Regions from separate parts of the Homo sapiens genome. Here regions 1, 2, 3, 4 and 6 are each linked to region 5. A link is a contact called in ENCODE Hi-C or POLR2A ChIA-PET data. All regions are on one chromosome and are shown on one strand. The core of a region is the stretch at or near the end of the contact, and the rest is flanking DNA. Distances in the headings are between cores, read along the strand shown.

Region 1 (3,569 bases), core at 560-3,059, 2.6 Mb after region 5:
CACAGTTGAATCTGTTAGAGTGTGAATCTGAATCTGAGGGTCAAAATAAAGGTGGAAATGATTCAGATGAATTAGCAAATGGAGAAGTGGGAGGTAAGATCAGCCTCAAGGAGGATGGACCCCTTTTGCCTTCCTGTCTTTAAGTGCACCAGTGCTACTTTTCAGCTGGCTGCATTTCCTCTTAAGCTTTCGAGGTGTAAATACATTGGATTTGAATGTGTGTCTGTTTGCATTGGGCAGAGGTGGATTGCTAGGGTGAGGTGTAGCAGTAAGCATGCAGTGAACACTGACTTTGTTTTCACATTGAGACTAGAAGGGTGCACGGGAGCTGCACTGGTCATGTCTTACACCTCTAAGTATTGGACACATACAGTAGTAGAAACTTGTTTTTCAATTTCATGGAGATAACATTTTAAAACTTGTCATCTCAGTAGCTGTGTGGTTTTAAGGCCCACAACTGGTTTTAAGAGTACTGAGGTGGTTGGAGGCATAAACTGACTAAGGCCATGAAAGAAAACCACAACTGGTTTTGAGAGTACTGAGGTGGTTGGATCCATAAACTAAGGCCATGAGAGTGGAGGCTATAGTGTTGCAGTGTTTACTGATGAGGAAAATGTTTCTAGATGCCCTCTCTCAAGTTGGATATTGCTTGTGTAGTGGGTGTTTTAAACCACACCTGGTAGTAGATTCTGGAGGAGAATAGGAGGGAATCTTTCTGAATAAGACACTAAGCCCAGATGGAAGAAAGAGCTTTATCTCACATGTTTCTTCTTGCTCAATAATGGCATGTATAACATGTTTATTGTACAAATGGGAATTCACTTTTTCAGTCTTAAGTTTGCAGTTCTCTTAAAAGTCAGTCTAATCCTTTTCTGTTTTTGTTTGTTCTTTAAATGTTTGAACATGACAATTGTTTAGTTTTGGGTAAATCAAGAAAATATAGATTTAAAAAGCAAGGGAAGAAAAAGCAATGAAAGAAAGCCTTTTGTTTTTTAGGTGACCGGAATGAGAAGATGAAAAATCAAATTAAGCAGATGATGGATGTCTCTCGGGTATAATCGTTTTTAGAGTCCCATAATTGCCTGTGAATACTTTTACTATGCCTCACTTTTATGAATACTTGTCTCTTCTGCAATTTTTAGACACAGACTGCAATATCGGTAGTTGAAGAGGATCTAAAGCTTTTACAGCTTAAGCTAAGAGCCTCCGTGTCCACTAAATGTAACCTGGAAGGTAGGTTGCTTCTTGAGAAGAAATTGCTATATATTGGAAAGATACAAAATTGCATTAGAAAGATAAAGAGCGGCTTCCTGCTTTCATACTTCTCATTTCTCTCAGCACCAGCCCCCAACCAAGTTCTCAAGTTCTTGTGCACACATATGGAACTCAAATGTTTTATCCTTTACAGACCAGGTAAAGAAATTGGAAGATGACCGCAACTCACTACAAGCTGCCAAAGCTGGACTGGAAGATGAATGCAAAACCTTGAGGCAGAAAGTGGAGATTCTGAATGAGCTCTATCAGCAGAAGGAGATGGCTTTGCAAAAGTAAGATTATCATCATTTACTGTTAACTGTATTGTCATGTCAGTAAATAAATGTGTACTAATATAGATAATGTTATCGTTTTTCAGGATTGTACTCTTTTGCATCTGTAATTAGTATAAATTTGTCTTTCTTTCTTTCTGCTTTGTTTCTCATAAGCTGCATTTTTCTTTCCTTTCTAACCAGTAGTCAAAAACTGTTGCCTGTAACTCACTTAAGGGGGAGCAGTGTACTGGTACTGACGGTCGCTGCTGTGGGAGTGCTTCTCTTTTGAAGATCTGGCCATGCCTTGTCTGTGGCTCCGCCACTTGTTTCACTTTCCTTTCTTTGTGGTCAATTATGTAATTTCCTTTAAACAGTCTGAGGGATTTGTATGACGTGTTTTAGTAGAATAAAAACTTCAAAAAAGGAAAATTTACTTATTGAAGGTACATTTAGTTTTGGACTTCACAGAGTAAAATATTCAAACTAAACATAATTGTGGCAAAGATATTAGGAGTTTTGAATGTAGAACTATTTGGTGTGTATATTTAGATAATAATCCTCTGAAATACATATCTCAAATTTCGAGCGAGGTACCTTTTGAGAGGTATATTTTTATAGTTCAAGTTTTTTGTCCACAAAAACATCTGAATTCTCTAAAAATAGGTTATCTGTGGCAGTTGCTATTTGTGTTTGCTCTTATGTTTTACTCTTTGGTGTATATGGCAGTGTGTGAGGAGGCCTCTCTTGCTAAGCAAATTTAACTTTTTTAAATGCTTAGACTGCTACTGCTGTATGCCATTAAATATTGAAACCATACCATTAACTTTTTCTCTAATTCTTTGCTCACCAGGCAGCCAGTTTAGATTTTCCAGGTTTTGTTCAGGCCAGCTCTAAATAAATGCCTGTCCTGCTTCAGAGAGACATTCCTCATTTCATTACTTTTTAAAAAAGAGCACTTCTCTGCCTCCAATAGTAATGTGAATTACGTAAATGGCAACTGTTTTTCTTCGTGATACAGTTAACCCATTGATGTGGCAGTGTTTTATTCAACTTCCCCAAAATTCATTCAGTCTCCATGTGTGGTTTGTACTCTACTGTCCACCCCTAAAGTCACTGTGTTAATTCAGGCCCTTGTCATCTTTTATGCCAGTCCCCTAGCTAATCACGTATCTCCAGACTTTCTTTCCCTTTTTTTTTTTTTTTTTTTTTTTTGAGACAGAGTCTCACTCTGCCGCCCAGGCTGGAGTGCAGTGGCGTGGTCTCAGCTTACTGCAAGCTCCGCCTCCCAGGTTCATGCCATTCTCCTGCCTCAGTCTCCCGAGTAGCTGGGACTACAGGCGCCCGCCACCATGCCCGGCTAATTTTTTTTGTATTTTTAGTAGAGATGGGGTTTCACCTGTGTTAGCCAGGATGGTCTCAATCTCCTGACCTCGTGATCCACCCGCCTCGGCCTCCCAAAGTGCTGGGATTACAGGTGTGAGCCACCGCGCCCGGCCAAAGAATATACTTTAATGCAGGTTCAGTGAGTTTACTTTTGTATGAAAATGTCTTTAGTTTGACTCCATTTTAAAAGGATCTTTCTGCTGGTTCTGGAATTTCGATAGTTGTTTAGTATCAGCACTTTAAAGATAACCAGTTATCCTCTAGTTTTAAAGTTTCTTTGAGGAATCTATTATCATTCTTATTTTCTCTTTTCTCTTTTTTCAAATGTTTTATGCCTGCCCTAGCTGCCTTTCGTCATTTTCTTTTTGGTTTTTCAGCAGTTTTCTTGGGAGGTGCCTACATGTAGGGTTTTGTCATCACCCTTCCACCCTACCCTCCTGCTTTTTCTTTTGCATTTATACTGCTTGAGGTTATAAACATCTCTTGAGTTTGGAGCCTCTTTTTTCACATATTAATTCTATCTTATTCTCACTTGTCCTGAGAATCCAATTCAACATACTAGGATCTCCCACCCCTACCCCTCGCCCAATGCCTCCTACATTCTGAATATGCTTCATTCTGGATGTTTTCTTCTGACCTATCTTCCAATGTGCTAAA
Region 2 (3,637 bases), core at 1,006-3,505, 2.5 Mb after region 5:
CTGGCCTGCACTGCTGGCACTGGAGATGGGGAGAAGTGGTCAGATTCTGAATGTATTTCAAATGTTTATGCTGAGTGAAAGAGTCAGACAAAAAAAGAATGTATACGATATTATTCCATTTATATCAAATTCTAGAAAATGCAAACCAATCTGCAGTGACAGAAGGTTGTCTGAAGACAGCTGGGACAAGGGAGGGAGGGATTATAAAGGATCATGAGAACTCTTTCAGAGGTGATGTTGATGAATATGTTAATTAACTTCATTGTGGTAATGGTCTCATGGGTGTAGACATATGTCAAAAATTATCATTGTACACTTTAAACATGTGCAATTTATTGTAGGTTAATTATACTTCAACAAAGCTATTAAAAAAGACATGGGATTGTCTGATGGATTGGACTTGGGTGTGAGAAAAAAGAGGTCGAGGATGGTTTGTATGTTTTTGGCTTAAGCACCTAGAAGATAGGAATTAAATTGTCATTCCTATTCCTCAAATAGGGAAGACCGAAAGGAGCAGAGTTTGAGAGAAAAAGATAAAGAGTTTGGTTTTCAACATATTGTTAGAGATGCCTATTAGACACATCTAAGATATTAAAACAAATAAATACACAGTAGAAAAGAAATGAAGAATGAACAGAACTACTACTTGGATAGAAAGTGCTTGTCCGTGACCTTACCAAATGTATATTTCTCAAGACAGCATTGGAATTACATTGGCCCAGTAGGAACTCTCACGGCTCCTACAGACAAAAATTTGTGAGCATCTGTTTACCGTTTTTTCCTTATTCGATATAATGGATTGCACAGACAAGCCACATTCTTTCTTCTTGCTTTTAAGTAATACGATTTGTTTGGGAAACCAGCTGCTGGGTTTGTTGTTCAAGGTTGATGAGTAACCTTAGAGATTGCAATGAGAAGCTGCTGGTCACAGACAGATGCCAAGTTCTTCAACCAGGGCTGGAGAGCATTGTAGCCACTCTTCTGGAGAGCATTGTAGCCACTCTTCTCTGGGCTGACCTGCTCATGCAGTCCCCCGCTTTTTTAACTGCACATATAAATCATCCAGTTATAGTATGATTTAAATAAGATTTTGCTTCCCTGCTCAGAAAGAAAGTACAAAAATTGCTTGTTGCTTGATGGAGGCTTTACAGAGCTGTGATTAAAAAGGAGCATACTACCTGGGTTTGAATCTTAGCTCCATCACTCACTAGGTGTTTGAATGCCTTAAGGTAGTCATCTCTGAAATGGGGATCATAATAGGACCTACTACTCTAAGGTGCGATTGTTGTGAAGATTAATCTTAATTCTGGCATGAAATAAGTATAAAATGGAAGCTCATCACACTGTTATTAAATTAATTTACTTTTTTCCTATGGATATAGATCTAGGAATCTCAAGATCTCAGCCCAAGGACCATTACCCATTTCTATCAACGACCAAGCAGGCCACGGGCTCTGATTTATATCCTCAGCCCCCTATTCCACTCACCTCCCCCTTTCTTAATCAAAGAGCACCACGGGATGGTGCCCCCAAGGAAGCCCTGGGAGGCTGAAAAGGAGGGAGCCTGAAACCAGAGACTAACAGTGGCAAATCGCGGGTGGGATTTGGCAGTTCAGAAAAGGAGGTACCATGCCAAGAGTGGGGGTAGCGGGGTGAAGTAGCGGGGTGAAGTGGGGGGCTGGTTCGGGACAGGCCACAAACCAGAAACTGCGAGAAGGCGCCAGAAGGGACCTGTTGAGATGGCGCAGGGTTGGGGGACCCAAGCGCGCGGGGAGGGGTGAACTAAGAATGGAGTCACGCGGAGGTGCTGCGAGGGACTGGGGCAAAGGCAGGTGATTGGGCGAGGGAGTCCTGGTTGCCACGGCAGCGACCAGAGGAGAAGGCTTCGAGGAGAGGAGGAGGCTGCTGTCAGTCCTCCTCCTGGAGGTCTCCCGCATCCCTCCTAGAGCCTCTGCTGACGTGTCAGTCGGAAACTGCTCAGACCTTCGCGGGCGCCGCCCCTCTGCGCTTGTCTTCCCACATGCCCCCGGCGCTCCGCCTGGTCCCTGCCCGCGTCCCTGCCCCCGTCCCTGCCCCCGTCCCTGCCCCCGTCCCCGCCCCGTCCCCGCCCCCGCCCCCGCCCCCGTCCCCGCCCCCGTCCCCGCCCCGTCCCCGCCCCAGCCCCCGCCCCAGCCCCCCCGTCCCCGCCCCGTCCCCGCCCCCGTCCCGCCCCTCTGCGCCCGCCCCGGCCTCCTCCTCCGCGTCACCGGCTCCCCGAGGTGACCACAACATGGCTGCGGCGCCTGGGCTGCTCGTCTGGCTGCTCGTGCTCCGGCTGCCCTGGCGGGTGCCGGGCCAGCTGGACCCCAGCACTGGCCGGCGGTTCTCGGAGCACAAACTCTGCGCGGACGACGAATGCAGCAGTGAGTGCGCTGGAGGGGCGGCTGGCCTCGGGGCGGCTGGCCTTGGGGTCTCCGCCGGCCCCGGGGGTCTCCGCGGCGGCGCCGCCTGGGCTGTGCGGGGACGGGAGTTCCGCAGCCCCTGGCCGGCCCGGGGGTCGCAGGCGGGATGGGCTGAACGCGGGGGTGGGCGCGCTCCGGGTCCCTGTGTCTGCCTTCTCCCGCTCTGCCTGCGCCCGGCCCCTCGGGCCTGACCATGGGGGCTGCACCTCCCACTTGTTGCCAGCGTTTTATTTTTCCTCTGCTGAGGCGGGGGGTTGCTTGCGGTGGTCCCCGGCTTCCCCAATAGTGGCTCACAGCGTCCCCTTCCCACCCCCCCAATCCGCCTGGGCTCGGAGGGTAGATGTGGTTGCGCGCCGCGCGTCTGGGCTCCCCACGCCGCAACCAAAGCTTTCCTGCCCGCGCTGCGGGGACCTCGGTGGGTGCATCACCCCGGCAGATGCGCTAAGGGCTCGGTGGGCGTTTTCCCAGTGGCAGGTTGATGGTGGGGTTTGTTTGGAAAGGCTCCCTGGCGCTGCTCCTTTGCCCTTCTGCTTTATTGGGATTTGGGCTTGTACCGCCTTTTGAACAGGAATTGGGAGTTTAGGTTTGGGACGAGTCTGGAGTCCAAGCACTCATTGTATTCCGAGGTCTCTGCCCCGACTTTGATCAATCCTGTCGTTTCTGTGCTTGGAAGCCGCCTTGCAGACTGCTAGGCAGGACTGCAGGAAGACCAAAATCTTTCGCTCTGCAGAGACCGAGGATCTGCACCGGCCACCTGGGACCGGCAGCCTCCTCTTCTGTGCGCAGGAAGCGGAATTGCTCTCCAGTCTGGGATTGGAGGTGGGCGGTGGAGAGGGCACAGATCTTCAGGCTCAGATGAAGAAGGTTATTACAGGAATGACAGTAAATACTCCAAGGGTCTCATAAGCCAAGCTTGGTTTAGCCTTAGCCGCTTGCGTGTTGAAACCTCTTCCCTCTATGTTCGCCGGACCAGGATCATTTTAGGGCCTCCCAGACCGTCTCAACCTTGTAACTTACTGATAGCCACTGCAGAAACGGTTTTTCATACACTGTTAAGCAATGCCTATAGAAACGTATTCATTTTAAGAAGGCCAAGAACTCTATGGTTTAGCTATTTATATTCAAATTGATGTTATCAAAACCGAATTTCATAATATGAACTGTTTGTATCTCTACAACACTAATCAAGAAAAGAG
Region 3 (3,558 bases), core at 764-3,263, 2.5 Mb before region 5:
ACTAAGTGCTACCACTTTGTTATACTCTGGTGCCATAAGAAATGGTGAGTTGTATGACAAGCGAGCCTTTAAAGAGAATTGAAGGAGGTTTCTCTCAGTACCTAACCATGATTTTAAAGGTAAAAGAAGTTGAGAGAATCAATCACATTCTGATGTAGTCACCTACCCTACAAATCAATAGCACCCTAGGAAGAGCAGACCAATCTACATAGGACATTTTGTCTCCCTGACTTAACCAAGATAATGAACAGTGAAACATTAAGACAGGTATCCTTGAGAGGGAACTGTGGGGTGATGGACAAATCCATTATCTTGTTTTGTGTGGTGTTTACATAAGTATATGCAATTGCCAAAACTAATAAAATTAAGCCTGTAAAAATTGTGCATTTCATTCTATGCTAGTTATACCATTAAAAACTGGTTCATTTAAAAAATGCTCCCTACTTTTCTCACTGGAAAATGTAATAATTTACAAATAGTATAATCAAATCTATATTCACTATAAAATTAACTACAGGATGATCAGGTCCAACTAGAAATATTTTGGATAAGGTATTCTTTTAACTTTTCAGTGATAGGTGATGGAAAAGCAATTATCTGAGATCACAGACTACTAGAATTCCTCATGTTCTAATTTTTGCAGAATCTAGGAATGAACACGCACCATTTAGCCACATTTCTTTCACCTGTTGGTCAGAACTTTATGTTTGAGGATTTTCAATGGGAAATTGCTTGTTTGTGTCACTGGTTGTCTTATGTTATGTTTGGAGGAAAAGGGCTTGGGAGAAAAACAGGACAGATAATACAGAGTGTTCAACTAGAAATCCCCAAATCAGGATTCTAGCTCTAGGATTAAAATGTACAGGGCAACTTTGGACACGGTACTTGAATTTTCTGTGCTTGTGATATTCTGCTATCACAAGGCTGTCATAGGATAAAGTGTATTAATTTGTGGAAATACTTTGAAAAGTCAAAGCAATATATTATTCTAACATGATACCATAGACATAGTCAAGCCCCAAACTTAATCCTGACAGTTATAGGTTCTTGGAAAGCCCCCATACATATCTCACTTTAACTTGAATAGAATGTTCAAGAGGGTGGAAACAGGTAGGTTACCCTCTCTCTTTAAAAAAGGGGGTGAGAGGGTGATGTGTTTTCCACGATTGAACTTCCAGAACTCTAGATTTCTGGAATTTATCTTCCAAAAGACTTGGTATAATCTGGTAAATATTGAAAGAGGAGTGGGGAATAAGGCCCGGATTAAGATAAATTCTTCCTGTCCCTAGTGTTGTCAACAATCAATGAGGAGATGAATTGCTCCTGGAGTACAGGAAGCTTGACTTCTAAAATATTGTTAAACAAGCAATCAGAAAACATTTACTGTATTCTTTCACAAATCTTTGGCACACACCCAAGAGCTCCCTCAAACTGCGTGCATCCCAGGAATGAGTGAGAGCAAGGCCTAGATGTCTTCAGATCATCCATCACAGCTCCCTCCCGCCTCCATTCCAGGTCCAGCGGAGCGGCCTCGGGCAATCACACCCTTCCCTGACCTCCCCCTCCCCAGGGCCGCCAGCCTCACCAGCTGTTCCCGGCTGCTGGAGCTCCGATCGGTTGGCGCCCGGCGGCCCCGAACATTAACGACACCCGGGAGCCTGGCCTCGAAGCTCAGGCCCGTGAACAGACTCCAACTACAACAGCACCGGCGACTTCCAAAGAGCAGTTCAGCATTTTGAGATGAGCTTCCGGAAGCCGACAGGCGGCGGAAACCGGATGCCCGGAGCAACCATTAGTTCTCCGCGTTTACTGCTTTCCCCTTCCTATAATCCCCTCTTCCTACTCGCAGTAGAGACAGAGACAAATAAATTAAACTTTTGTGCTACACAGAAATTTCTTAATTCTCTTTTTAGTGCTCTTAAAGTCAAAGCAGCATGAGAGAAAAGAGGAGTGAACAAAAAGTCGAACCCCGGGAGTGAGCTATGGTTTAGCCCAGTTACCATGGAGACCGGTAGTAACACCAGTTGTAAACCCAAGGCCAAGAGACCATGGCCACGTTAGCCCGGCTGCAAGCTAGGTCGTCGACTGTAGGAAATCAGTACTACTTTAGGAACAGGTAAGTCAGGAAGAGAAGGATCGCGTAAAGGGCGGGCGTGACTTTATACCAGTTGTTCCTCAGCGGGAGTTTCCAATTAACGATTTAACGATTACCCTAATTCATTAAGTAGTACCCAATTCTTCCCTTAATGGGCTGCAAACATAATTGGGAGTTTCTGTTACCATACAACGAAATTCTAAATAGAGAGGGGCCGTAGATATTCAGTGTGAGATGATTTAAGGAAACTCCCAGCATAGATAAAATTGTAAAGTGCTTTTTTTCTTCGACATCACCACTCTGCAATTTGATGAAACCTATGTTCAATACCCTGACTGGGGGTCACCCTGACTCACTAGCCCAATGAACTCAGATTGTGTCCCATCTACCTAGGGATTTGAGCCTCCGTTATTTTACAAACATCACTAAACTCAATTGTTCTATGACTCATTCGCCTTTTTAAAATGAACGTATCTGCCGGGTGTGGTGGCTCACGCCTGTAATCCCAGCACTTTGGGAGGCCGAGGGGGGCGAATCACCTGAGGCCAGGAGTTCTAGACCAACCAGGACAACATGGTGAAACCCCGTCTCTATTAAAAATACAAAAACTAGCCGGGCATGGTGGCACATGCCTGTCATCCCAGCTAGTCCGGAGGCTGAGGCAGGAGAATCGCTTGAACCTGGGAGGCAGAGGTTGCAGTGACCCGACATTGTACCACTGCACTCCAGCCTGGGTGACAAATTAAGACCCTGTCTCAATAAATAAATAAATAAATATAAATAAAATAAAATAAAATGAAAGTGTCTAAACCATTCTGACACGGTAACTAGTACCAATATATTAATTAATAGATAACGGGTAAGAAAACCACTAGCAGTCTTCTTCATCTCCCTACAGCCAAACTTCTTGCCCAGGAAGAGTTTCATTTTAAAGAAGCATTGCCCCAGGAGTTTTTGTAACTTAAAAGAAACTGCAAAAAAGTGAATTAGACTATTATGGAATACAGTGACATGACAGACCAATGGAAAATATGTCAATGAGATAGGGTCTTGCTGAGCTGCTTTTATTCTAACGTTTATCTCACCTACTACATCATTATTTCACAACGTACCTCTCTTACAGCACTGATCACAATTCAATTTTACATTCTTTTATGAGATAATATCTATCTCCCCTCTTAAACTAGTAGCAGAGACAGTGTCTCTTATTTTGCTCACCATTATTTTTGTCTCCAACGTCTATGATAGCCCCATACAAATAATAGTAACACAATAATTGTTGAAGACTCACATTAATGAATTTTTCAATAAATCTGTAGCCCTGGTTTAAGTAAACATACTAACAATAGCTAAACATAGAAATTATCTATTTATTTAGAGTATGTGGCAGGTGCTGTATTTATGACATATATAAATGAAATAAGCCCCATCCATCATGATGTTCACATCCTTGTATGGAATAT
Region 4 (3,383 bases), core at 612-3,111, 2.5 Mb after region 5:
AAATCTATTACACGATCAATTCTATTCGAAATAATTTCAATGCAATTCAACAGCAACTTCTTGAACACTTCCTAGGCATGTTTTCCTCAATGGCAGAGACCATATCTTCACCTATGACTCCCCAATATTTAATCAATGCCAGAGATAAAAGTGCTCAGTAAGTATTACTGGAAAAAATGTGTATCTAGCATAATACAGACTATCTATTATTAATCCAAGGGCAAAGAATTCTAAAAGAAAAAAGATTTCTTTTGGCTTTTAGCCAAAAAACCCTCCACATATTCCTCTTGAAAATTAAACCAGTCTGGTTATTCATTTTGTATCCCTATTGAATCTTACCACCTCCTTAAAGTTAAAATGGCTCAATGTTATTATTTTACTTACCCACAGTTTCTACGTATGTTTGAAGCCAAGGAAAATGCATTCCTGCACCACTGAGCACAGATGTTTCCACTTCTTCATCATCTGTCACAGGCCCTTTTAATTCTTCACTGAAATCACTCATACCTATTACAAGATGAGATATCAGTTACTTTCTGTACATCTTAATCCACAGTCTTCTGAGTTGTACAGAAAAACGGCTATCTTTTTATCTAATAAATATAATTTGATTAGCAAAATGCATTATACCTGTCAGCTCTTTTAAAGTAAAAAATGAATTTAACTATGTCAGCAACAGCCAAAATGAATGATCCATTAAAGACCGAACCACTAATGTTTCAAGTCCATGTAAAGATAAATAAGATACTGCCCCTCTAATTTAAAAAATCTCAAGTCTAGACGAAGAAACAGCAAAACGTATAATAACAAAACAATATGAAAAGTACAGTAAGAATAGAAGTAGCAGCTAATATTTATTAGGCCCTTACTATGCACTAGAAGTATAAATTATCTAATTTAATCCCCACAGCAATCCTGAGGTGGGTACTATTACTTTCTTCCATGTGAAGGTTGAAAAAACTGAGGGGCTTAGTGAAATGATGGAACCTGCCTAACATCACAAAAAATGGTGAGGACGATAGTCTAGGAAATAGAACACCAAACTACTTGGCATGACTAGAATTCGAGGTGCGTGTGGAGGAGGGGTGCGGAAGGTGAGAAACGAACCTAGAAAAATCATCATAAGCCAAGGTGAGTTTAGACTTACTCCTAAAGATGCTCAGGGCCCCTTCCTCATTACCCATATGAAATCGAGTATTAGTGCCCCTGATACTACCTCCAAATTTCCCCTATTTCCCCTCTTCAATCCTACAGCACTACTCTAGTTCAAGACCCCTTCAAACAGTGCCTAGATTACCGCATCAGCTTTCTAAACAATTACCCTGGCTCAGATTTTGCATCTCTGCATTATACCCAGAGTAAACCTTCTAAATTCAAAGCATGTGGCTAGGAGTATGAATTATAAGTAACAACTGAATTTGAATCCGACCCATCACGTGTTTTCAGGAGTAGTTACACAAATCCTCCCTTTCCAAATCCTCAAAAACCCAAATTGGTGACCCGCAGTTGCCACGGCAACCAAAGCTTCTCTATCCCCTTCTTTCGTTTTCAGACCCCAAGGGTTTCAGGTATTAGGAGGAAATATCAGGAGAACATGGATGAATCCTGACACACCCCTTCCCGTTCCATTTAAACGCAGGAACCACGGGCGATATCTGCGGCACTTACCCGCCTAAATTTAGAGCTCCTCAGTAAAGCTAAACTCAGTCTCCGACTCCGGCCCACGTGAAGAAATTCCCACCGGAAGACGAGTTAGGAGAGCTTTATATGAGCAGGCGCTAAACCTGGTTTAGGTATTTAGGCAGCGCGCGGCCCGGCTCGTAACTCCTCCTGCTGCAGCAGGCGTATCGTTGGCCTCGCCTCGACCCCGGAAGTGACTTCTGGAAGTGACCCAGGAAGTGACAGTGAGCTGCCTCTCTGCGATTGGTTTTGCCCGAGTTTTATTTTTGTCTGTCTCAGCTAGAAAGTGGGAGACTTTCATTTAAAATGGAAATTGGGGCGAGGGGTTGGCGGCTGGGCGAAGGGAGCATTCAAAAGCGGAGAATGTCACTTTACCCGAGAAATTCACTACGATGGGCCATTGGTTTCTGCTCGGCTCGCAGGCGCACTGCACGAGTGGAGGTGTGGCTAGTGGCTGTGATGAGATAAATCCATGCATAGCCTTTTCATTGCGAGCTTGAAAGTTCTTTTCTATTACAGTTTTAGCTTTAGGTTTAATTGGTTCGACTGCCTTCTCCACAATTTGGGCGAGAATTTCCTTTGCCTTCTCAGCAAAAGTTGTTCTGCGGACCCGTCTGGGTCAACTTTCATGAGGGACATTGAGACAAACAAATGAAATATGGGTTAAAGGTAAGATGGTTAAACCGTGTGAAATGAGAGACAGTTGAGGGGTTCTAGGGAAGATGATCCCGGAAAAGGACTGCAGGCCCATGGAAACGCAGTGTGCTTCTCCAATATTTGGAGGGCTGATCAGTGAAAGAAGGATCAGACCCTTTTTCTTAGCAGCAGAGAACAGAACTAGGACTAATAAGTGAAAGGTAAAGGGAGGCTGCTTTCAAGTCACAGCAAGAAAGAATTTTGTCCACAAATGAGGATGCACAAATATAGCATAGGCTCCCCCAGGAATCACTGAGTTTCCTCTGTGTAGGTGAACAGTTTGAGTAGAATCGGAGTATCGGAGAGGAAATTAAAGGGTCTGGTAAGAGTTTGAGGCCGGGCGCGGTGGCTCATGCCTGTAATCCCAGCCCTTTGGGAGGCCGAGGCAGGCGGAAAGTTTGAGCTCAGGAGTTCGAAACCAGCCTAGTCAACATGATGAAACCCCGTCCCTACAAAATAAAAATAAAAAAAAATAAGCTGGGGTGATGATGCATGCCTCTAGTCCCAGCTACTCGGGAGGATGAGGTGGGAGGATCACCTGAGCCCAGGGAGGTCGAGGCTGCAGTGAGCTGTGATCACCCTACTGCACTCCAGCCTGGGCGACAGAATGAGACCCTGTCAAAAAAAATTTTGTACATGGATTCCTTAAAATGCTACAAATAGTTGATTCTATGTTGTCTTCTGCATAAAACAATATGCAGTAGTTAAGGACTTGCAAGAAAAGTTCCTTCTGCTGCTCTCTCTGTCATTAGTTCTTGAGTCCTCACTCAAGCTTGTGCTCTAACTCTACAGGCAGGGCTAACATAAATTATGCGTAGTCCAGGAGACCACACACAAAATAACATACATAATCATTACTTTCTTGTCTAGAGGCTTAGTCTGGCTACTTTTCTCCCATTGGCTTGAGGTGTAAATTCACCAAAACCAGCCCAGAAATGATTTTACATGGAAAAAAGTTTATGTTCTCCCGAAAATGAGGAAGAGCTTTCAGATTTTCCTCGAAGTTC
Region 5 (3,589 bases), core at 770-3,269:
AGAGAAAAGCACTGGCCATTAAATACATAAATACTCAGCTTCACTAATTATGAAAGAAATGCAAACTAAAACAATGAGAAATGATTATTTTATTTTTAATTAATTAATTAATTTATTTATTTTTTGAGACAGAGTTTTTGCTCTTGTTGCCCAGGCTGGAGTGCAATGGCGAGATCTTGGCTCACCGCAACCTCTGCCTCCCGGGTTTAAGCGATTCTCCTGCCTCAGCCTCCCGAGTAGCTGGGATTACAGGCAAGCATCTCCACACCTGGCTAATTTTGTATTTTTAGTAGAGACAGGGTTTCTCCATGTTGGTCAGGCTGGTCTCGAACTTCCGACCTCATGGCCTGCCTAAGCCTCCCAAAGTGCTAGGATTACAGGCGTGAGCCACCGCGCCGGGCCATGATTGTTTATTTTTAAGATTGGCATAGAAAAGAAAATTTGGCAGGGCACGGTGGCTCACACCTGTAATCCCAGCACTTTGGGAGGCCAAGGCAGGTGAATCACCTGAAGTTAGGAGTTCAAGACTAGCCTGGCCAACATGGTGAAACCCCATCTCTACTAAAAATACAAAAATTAACCAGGCATAGTAATACAAAAATTACTCAGGAGGCTGAGGCAGGAAAATTGCTTGAACATAGGAGGCAGAGGTTGTGGTGAGCCGAGATCGCGCCACTGCAGTCCAGCCTGGGCGACAGAGACTCCGACTCAAAAAAAAAAAAAAAAAAAAAAATTGTCGCTGAATGCAGTGGCTCACACCCGTAATCCTAGAACTTTTTGGGAGGCCAAGGCTGGTGTATTGCTTGAGCTCAGGAGTTCGAGACCAGCCTGGGCAACATGGCAAAACCTCGTCTCTACAAAAAAATGCAAAAATTAGATGGTGTGGTGGCACATGCCTGTAGTCCCAGCTGCTCGGGAGGCTGAGGTGGGAGAATCACCAGACCCTGGGAGGTCAAGGTTGCAGTGAGACATAATGGCACCACTGTACTCCAGCCTGGGGGACAGAGCTAGAACCTGTCTTAAAAAAAAAAAAAAAAGAAAGAAAGAAAGGCTGGGCGCGGTGGCTCACGCCTGTAATCCCAGCACTTTGGGAGGCCGAGACGGGCAGATCACGAGGTCAGGAGATCGAAACCATCCTGACTAACACGGTGAAACCCCGTCTCTACTAAAAATACAAAAAAAATTAGCCAGGCTTGGTGGTGGGCGCCTGTAGTCCCAGCTACTCGGGAGGCTGAGGCAGGAGAATGGCGTGAACCTGGGAGGTGGAGCTTGCAGTGAGCCGAGATTGCACCACTGCACTCAAGCCTGGGCGACAGAGCGAGACTCCGTCTCGAAAAAAAAAAAAAAAAAAAAAAAAGAAGGAGGAGGAAGGAGGAGGAAGAAGAAGAAGAAAAAAGAAGAAAGAAGAAGAGTTTGTCCTTTGTCCAGTTTGCAAGGGTGTGAGGGAACATGTTCCTGAGCATTGTTGGCAAAGCGGTGAACCCTCTTAGGAGAGTTTTGAGAACCTTAATAAAAGTATAAAGTACGTATCTTTTGAACCAACAATTATATTTACAGAGAAATCCAAATAAATCACGCAAACCTATAAATATGTAGAAATGGCAGTTGGAAGAATATTTGCTGTTTAAAGAAATTTAATTTTAGGTACCAAGCAGTTTCTAAATTTGGGTGCATCAACAAACTCAATGTCTAGGTTTGTCTTGTTTCTACAGTATATGGCTATAAAAACCTTCCGGATCACGAAAATAAAAGCACAGATAAACAATTAAAATATCGACACTCAAGAGTCCAAGTCGGAAGTTAGAATATCTGGAGAAGCAATCTGATTCACATAAACCTTTTTCGTTTTATTTTTTTAACATAAATCCTATCTACCTGGCTCTTGCCCTGACCGGCCGGAGAGAAACGGTGACAAACCTGGAACAACGTTGGACCAAAGACACTTCAGGAGGAGCAAAAGCGCGTTATCGTAGACCCAGGTCCCTCGTTGTGTCCAGTACCGAGCTTTGGCACTGTCAATAAGTCTTTTGAGAAGGATGGCATCCCTACCTCAGCTACTGAGCATGCGGGAAACTGCGCGCAAGCGCACAACAGCGATTTCACACTGCCTCTTTAGACTCCTGATCCGCGGGAAAATTCCACTTGTCCGTGTTTTCTCCAAGCTCTCCGTAGGTGCAAGTCACCTGTTGCATTAAATAAAAGCGAAAGATGTGTCAACTTTCAAAGATTGGCTAAAAAAAGAAAAAGAAGAAGGAAAGAACACATTAAGCCAGCAACAGTGTGTTGAAACAAAAAAAAGATTGGTTTTGGTTTCAGCTGTCTTCCAGCCCACTTCGTAGAGTTCACTGTTTTAAAATGTTCTTTGTATTAGTGATACCACTCTGCGGCTATTTAACTTCGAACCCCTAGCGGTCCGTGGACAGGCTTCAGCAGGTCCACCACACACACCTCCACCTCCCACTCCCCACGCAATAACACAGCAACTTTATGCAGAATTGTGTCAAAGATGCTTGCTTACCTTTTTTTTTTTTTTTTTTTTTTTTTTTTTAAGCGATAGATAGCTTGCTCTGTCGCCCAGAGTCGATTACGGCTCACTGCTGCCTTCCCACTTCTAGGCTCAAGCCATCCTCCCGCCTCAGCCTTCCGTGTAGCTGGGACTACTGGTGGAGGTGCGCGCCACCACACCCAGCTAATTAAAATATTTTTTGTGTACAGATGGGATCTTTTACTGGGGGGCGTGGTTGGGGAAGGGGGCAGTGTCTCATCCTGTCGCCCAGGCTGGAGTGCAGTGGCGCAGTCTAGGTTCACTACAACCTCCTCCTCCTGGGTTCAAGCGATCCTTCCTCCTTAGCCTCCCAAGTAGCTAGGACTACAGGCGCGCCACCACGCCGGGCTAATTTTGTTTGTTTTTTAAGTAGAGACGGGGTTTCATCATATTGGCCAGGCTGGTCTTGAACTCCTGACCCCAGGTGATCTGCTCACCTCGGCCTCCCAAAGTGCTGGGATTACAGGTGTGAGCCACTGCGCCCAGCTTAAAAAGGCTTTTACGTCTTCATTTGATTTTCACAATAACTCTGTGAGTTAAGTAGACCCTTTTTGGGAAGTGGAAAAATATACATAACTTAAATTATATTACTTTAACCATATATATATATATATATATATATATATATATATATATACACACACACACACACACACATATATACATATATATATTTTTTGAGACGGCGTCTTACTCTGTCGCCCAGGCTGGAGTGCAATGGCTTGATCTCGGCTCACTGCAACCTCTGCCTCCCAGGGTTCAAGCTATTCTCCTGCTTCAGCCTCCTGAGTAACTGGGACTACAGGCGCACACCACCCAGCCCAGCTAGTTTTTGCATTTTTTTTTTTTTTAGTAAAGACGGGGTTTCACCATGTTGGCCAGGCTGGTCTCGAACTCCTGACCTCATGATCCGCCCGCCTCGGCCTCCCAAAGTGCTGAGATTACAGGCATGAGCCACTGCACCTGGCCATACTTTGGTTTTTATAATTAAATTGTATAATTACATGACAAGTACAAATGGCTTAAATAAAGACAAACATAATG
Region 6 (3,456 bases), core at 815-3,314, 2.6 Mb after region 5:
TAGGTCTCACCACCTCACAAGTAAGAGATGGCTTTCTATTTCAAACTATGCAATATTAGTTAATATACAGAATGGGTATACATAGGTGCTTACTAATTGGCTACAGTATGGAAGGGTGTGTTCTCCAGTAATAAAGAAAATCTTATCATTTGTCTAATTCACTTACAGAATTACTCTCTCAGTACATCTTAAGCACTCTGTAGTAGAGACAGGATTTGGATTTTCTTTTTTAAATCCCAGATTTCAGTGGTATCAGCTTGTGACCTGAGTAATCTGTTTAACCTGAGCTTCAGTTTTCCTCATTTCGTAAAATGAGAATAATTATATTCTCACTGGGTTATTGCAAGAGCAAATGAAATCATGTGAAAGTGCAAAACAAATGCTAGTAGTTGTTACACATCGCAAAATGGCTCAGAGCACGGGTTTTTGTCAGAGCTTTTTGAAGCTACAGGCGATTCAAAGTCAGTACCTACACATTTAAATTATCTTAATAGATAAAAACAAATAACTATTGCGGGGAGACGATAAGAGTTTAGATCTTCCAAGTACCAAGCGTATATTCTTGCCAGAAATCGTTGTGTGTCGGGGGCGGATGGGGGGTGGGGGAGGCCGGGGGTATTCTACTCATACGTGGTTTCATACTCAGTGAAATCTCAAACAATAACTTGCTTTAAACAGAGAATAATTAATGGCGAGTTTGCAAACAATAGCATTTTGGCAGACAGTTCTTAAGTTCAGTAAAATGTGCAAAAACCTAAGCAAGGTTTTATGTGTATATAAATCTTGTCTTTTATTTTTTAAGACAACCCTGAAGTTTTCTGTGGAAACCAGAAAGGGCAAGAAATTGGTCTTAGGTTGCTCAAGGAAACTGGTACTCACTTGTACCCTGCGGCTATACATTATATACAGGAAAAGGAGGAGGGATCCAAGGAGGGCGTGGAGCTCCTGTGCGTGGTCCATTAATTCACATTTTGCTCTCTTCGGTTCACATCCTGCGCGGACTCCACCCAAGGCAACCGAGCGAGGGGGTGGGTGGGACTCACAGCCTACCAAATAACAGTCCCAGAAACCGAAACGAAATCGAGGTGGAATTCTGAAAACACGGCTCACCAGAAAGAGGGGTGGAGAAGGAGCGCGAGAGGAGACCCTTCTTTTGGCAGAAGAGGTATCCCTGGCCCTCGTTGCTTCCTGGGCTCCCCCCCATCCCCTCAATCGCAAACAGTTCCCTCCTTTCCTACGCATGGAAGAAGGAAGACACACACAGAGCAAGGCCACTCATCCTTGGAACGTGGGCGGAGAACACACAAGTATTCCTCAGAGAATTTCAAAAGGAAATCGAGGAAAAGCAACCTGGGAGAGGAGGAGGAAAGGAAACTGACTGCCAAGTGGGGGACCCGCGAGACGGTGGAAAGGAACTAAGCAGATAGCCTGCTGGGGCCTGCGCCCCAGGAAAGAAGGGCTACCTGTTGAATGGAACTGTCCCTGCGGAGGCGGAGAGGGAAGAAGGCGAGTCACCCCAGAGAGCGGAGCCGTTGTCCCTAGAGCAGCCTCGCTGGGGCTGGTGGCGAGGGATCTCAGCCCCAGTGCCTGCGGAGCCCCACCCTGAGAAGCCTTGGCTGCAGATACGGTGATGAGAGACACCGACAGAAACAAGGGAGAGGCGCACGACTGGAGCCGGTCTGGCCTGCTCCCGCGGTTAGTCACTCACATCTGATACTCGTCTATCGCCTCCACCAGCTGGCCCCAAGAGTCGAAGTCGGCGCCTCTCCTAAAACTGGCGCCCCAGCGCTGCAGCAGACTCCGGGTCACCTCCGACATGGCCGGTCCCCACCCCGTCCCCTCCCGCCCCTACCCCAGCAAGGCCGGGTTCTAGGGCGCCATCCTCCCCCGGCCTGGCCCCGACATTAACAGGGCCAGGAGGAACCGCTACGGCCACCACCGCCACCCGCCGAGGAGCCGCCCAAGCCCATTTGCCGCCACAGCCAAACTTTGCGGCTCCAAAGCGACCGCCCCGCCGAGACCCCGCCCCCGAGGCCCCGCCCCGGGTTAGGTTGAGGCCGCCCCACTGCGCCGAGGGCCGCCATCGCTATTGCGGCATTCTCCCTCGGCTCCGGAGGTAGGGGCAACTCTTCTCTTCCTGTCTGGGAAAAAGACCATAGCTCAAAAGGAAGGCCGAGGGAGAAGTTAGAAAGGGATGATGAACGAAGCGTTTTGAGGGGACTGCAACGCCGCGGCAATACCCGCCCCTGAGCTGCGCGCACTACCGCCTCGGTAGCTATCATGGCCGCCGGGTCACGTGACTCCGGCTTGGCGCCGTCCTGGTTTTCCGTCACCCTGGTTCTGTAGTCTCGGTTCTCCGACTCCCTCTTTTTCTCGCTTGTGGACTCCGATATATTGCCCTTCTTCCCTTAGAAGAACTGCTGAACCGACTCTGAGAAATTTGGTAAGTATGTCAGAGGATGGGTGTTTCTCAGTAATATCCCCCGCTACTTCCCCGGAGTCTCAAGCAATAGGATCACCCCCTTTTACATTAGTCTCCATAGACCCCTGGACAGTGGACCAAAAGTCTCCTTCTAGTGCCTTGAAACAAACGACAGAAAGAAAATCCATATTGGTCACCACAAATCAGTGGCATTAACAGCTAGATCCGCTGAATCCCCTTGCCCCGCATCTCCATTGGTCATTGGAGAGCTTATAATACAAGCTAAACTGGGGTTCGTTCGGCCGTTGTCTGGCCACCTCTCCCGGGTTGACAGTATCGGCTTTCCACAAAAATGCCTGTTTGGAAAGAGGGGAACTCAAGTGTTGGCGCGTGCGCACGGTCGCCGCCCGCTGCCTCGAACGGGACTGGGCACGGGAGGAAGAGGCTGGGTGGTAAACAGGAAGTGGGCGCTCAGAGCTCGGGGGCGGCGCTCAGGTAGGTTCCTCTGGGGACTCGGGGCTTCCGGGGTGGGGGTCCCTTGTTAGGAGCGGGAGTCCTCTTGTGGAAGTGTGTTAGCTTACAGCTTCGATCCGAATGTTGTATTGGTGGCTCTAAAGGCACCCTTGTCCCTGCGGGTGGGTGTGTCGTTCTTCTATCCCACCCTAGGAACTCCCGAAAACTGAAGACCGCCGGGTCGCAGAAGGGGAGAAGATGGGGCAGGGGCAGAAACCCTCTTCTTTCCTGAAGTAAAGATTCGCAAAACTTCAGACATTTTCATCCAGGAAGTAGGAGGCCGCATTAAAAGAAGTATTTGTGGAAGATTTCGCAGCCTCAAGTGCTGAGTGTGATATTATTTGTAGGCACATAGATGCTGTATTAGGCTATCGGAATTTATATGGAAGATGTGTAGAAGATGATATTTTCTGAAATAACTCGTTAAATGTTTTGAGTCCTAAATAAACCTGCTCAGTTTTTCGTTGGGTACACACTGTATTCTCTATTCATTAAGTATGTGGTGCTCCTCAAAACCAGCT

The links. Hi-C counts contacts between places; a loop is a spot of excess contacts on that map. ChIA-PET counts read pairs that join two places held with the same protein, here RNA polymerase II (POLR2A). Pooled maps may share reads with other maps.
Region 1: a loop to region 5 is called in a pooled map, with 4 times the contacts of the local background. The contact joins the enhancer-like site here to the promoter of BPNT1 in region 5. A Hi-C loop is called at or near these places in 3 of 168 maps with a recorded cell type or tissue (B cell, CD4-positive, alpha-beta T cell and naive thymus-derived CD4-positive, alpha-beta T cell) and 11 of 50 pooled maps. POLR2A ChIA-PET finds 5 or more read pairs at or near these places in 1 of 52 experiments (activated B cell).
Region 2: a loop to region 5 is called in a map of CD8-positive, alpha-beta T cell, with 6 times the contacts of the local background. The contact joins the promoter of MIA3 here to the promoter of BPNT1 in region 5. A Hi-C loop is called at or near these places in 1 of 168 maps with a recorded cell type or tissue (CD8-positive, alpha-beta T cell) and 8 of 50 pooled maps. POLR2A ChIA-PET finds 5 or more read pairs at or near these places in 1 of 52 experiments (GM10248).
Region 3: a map of naive thymus-derived CD4-positive, alpha-beta T cell shows a loop between it and region 5 (11-fold over the local background). The contact joins the promoter of SPATA17 here to the promoter of BPNT1 in region 5. A Hi-C loop is called at or near these places in 1 of 168 maps with a recorded cell type or tissue (naive thymus-derived CD4-positive, alpha-beta T cell), 1 of 37 single-sample maps with no recorded cell type and 7 of 50 pooled maps. POLR2A ChIA-PET finds 5 or more read pairs at or near these places in 1 of 52 experiments (activated T-cell).
Region 4: a pooled map shows a loop between it and region 5 (9-fold over the local background). The contact joins the promoter of TAF1A-AS1 here to the promoter of BPNT1 in region 5. A Hi-C loop is called at or near these places in 2 of 37 single-sample maps with no recorded cell type and 6 of 50 pooled maps. POLR2A ChIA-PET finds 5 or more read pairs at or near these places in 2 of 52 experiments (HEK293 and activated T-cell).
Region 6: a loop to region 5 is called in a map of B cell, with 8 times the contacts of the local background. The contact joins the promoter of BROX here to the promoter of BPNT1 in region 5. A Hi-C loop is called at or near these places in 3 of 168 maps with a recorded cell type or tissue (B cell, CD8-positive, alpha-beta T cell and naive thymus-derived CD4-positive, alpha-beta T cell), 3 of 37 single-sample maps with no recorded cell type and 15 of 50 pooled maps. POLR2A ChIA-PET finds 5 or more read pairs at or near these places in 4 of 52 experiments (Caco-2, MCF 10A, OCI-LY7 and 1 more).

What each region holds. Positions count from the first base shown.
Region 1 is chr1:222,653,247-222,656,815 of GRCh38, forward strand. MIA3 (MIA SH3 domain ER export factor 3) reads left to right here. Exons shown (of 28, transcript NM_198551.4): 15 at 1-93; 16 at 997-1,052; 17 at 1,143-1,233; 18 at 1,409-1,547. Among named protein-coding and RNA genes, the nearest start is that of MIA3, 37 kb to the left of the region's middle. RefSeq lists an enhancer at 1,726-1,965. Within about 2 kb of position 1,810, at least 10 of the 41 ENCODE cell types and tissues checked have a DNase peak (open chromatin) inside an H3K27ac peak, as active enhancers do; they include B cell and CD4-positive, alpha-beta T cell, where a contact is called at or near this core.
Region 2 is chr1:222,615,842-222,619,478 of GRCh38, forward strand. It overlaps MIA3 (MIA SH3 domain ER export factor 3), which reads left to right and starts at 2,256. Exons shown (of 28, transcript NM_198551.4): 1 at 2,256-2,402. The coding sequence starts at 2,270. RefSeq lists a cis regulatory region at 666-1,248, silencers at 2,054-2,123, 2,294-2,553 and enhancers at 2,074-2,956, 3,237-3,296.
Region 3 is chr1:217,629,331-217,632,888 of GRCh38, forward strand. It overlaps SPATA17 (spermatogenesis associated 17), which reads left to right and starts at 2,014. Exons shown (of 11, transcript NM_138796.4): 1 at 2,014-2,116. The coding sequence starts at 2,049. GPATCH2 (G-patch domain containing 2) reads right to left here and starts at 1,760. Exons shown (of 10, transcript NM_018040.5): 1 at 1,586-1,760. The coding sequence starts at 1,641. RefSeq lists enhancers at 1,699-1,768, 1,799-2,038.
Region 4 is chr1:222,588,059-222,591,441 of GRCh38, forward strand. TAF1A-AS1 (TAF1A antisense RNA 1) reads left to right here and starts at 1,862. Exons shown (of 3, transcript NR_110613.1): 1 at 1,862-1,904; 2 at 2,200-2,349. It overlaps TAF1A (TATA-box binding protein associated factor, RNA polymerase I subunit A), which reads right to left and starts at 1,875. Exons shown (of 11, transcript NM_005681.4): 1 at 1,669-1,875; 2 at 385-507. The coding sequence starts at 505. RefSeq lists enhancers at 1,842-2,375, 2,376-2,908.
Region 5 is chr1:220,087,769-220,091,357 of GRCh38, forward strand. BPNT1 (3'(2'), 5'-bisphosphate nucleotidase 1) reads right to left here and starts at 2,020. Exons shown (of 9, transcript NM_006085.6): 1 at 1,918-2,020. RefSeq lists an enhancer at 2,131-2,320.
Region 6 is chr1:222,710,500-222,713,955 of GRCh38, forward strand. It overlaps BROX (BRO1 domain and CAAX motif containing), which reads left to right and starts at 2,065. Exons shown (of 13, transcript NM_144695.4): 1 at 2,065-2,443. AIDA (axin interactor, dorsalization associated) reads right to left here and starts at 1,992. Exons shown (of 10, transcript NM_022831.4): 1 at 1,709-1,992. The coding sequence starts at 1,818. RefSeq lists enhancers at 1,760-2,674, 3,043-3,262 and a silencer at 1,873-2,092.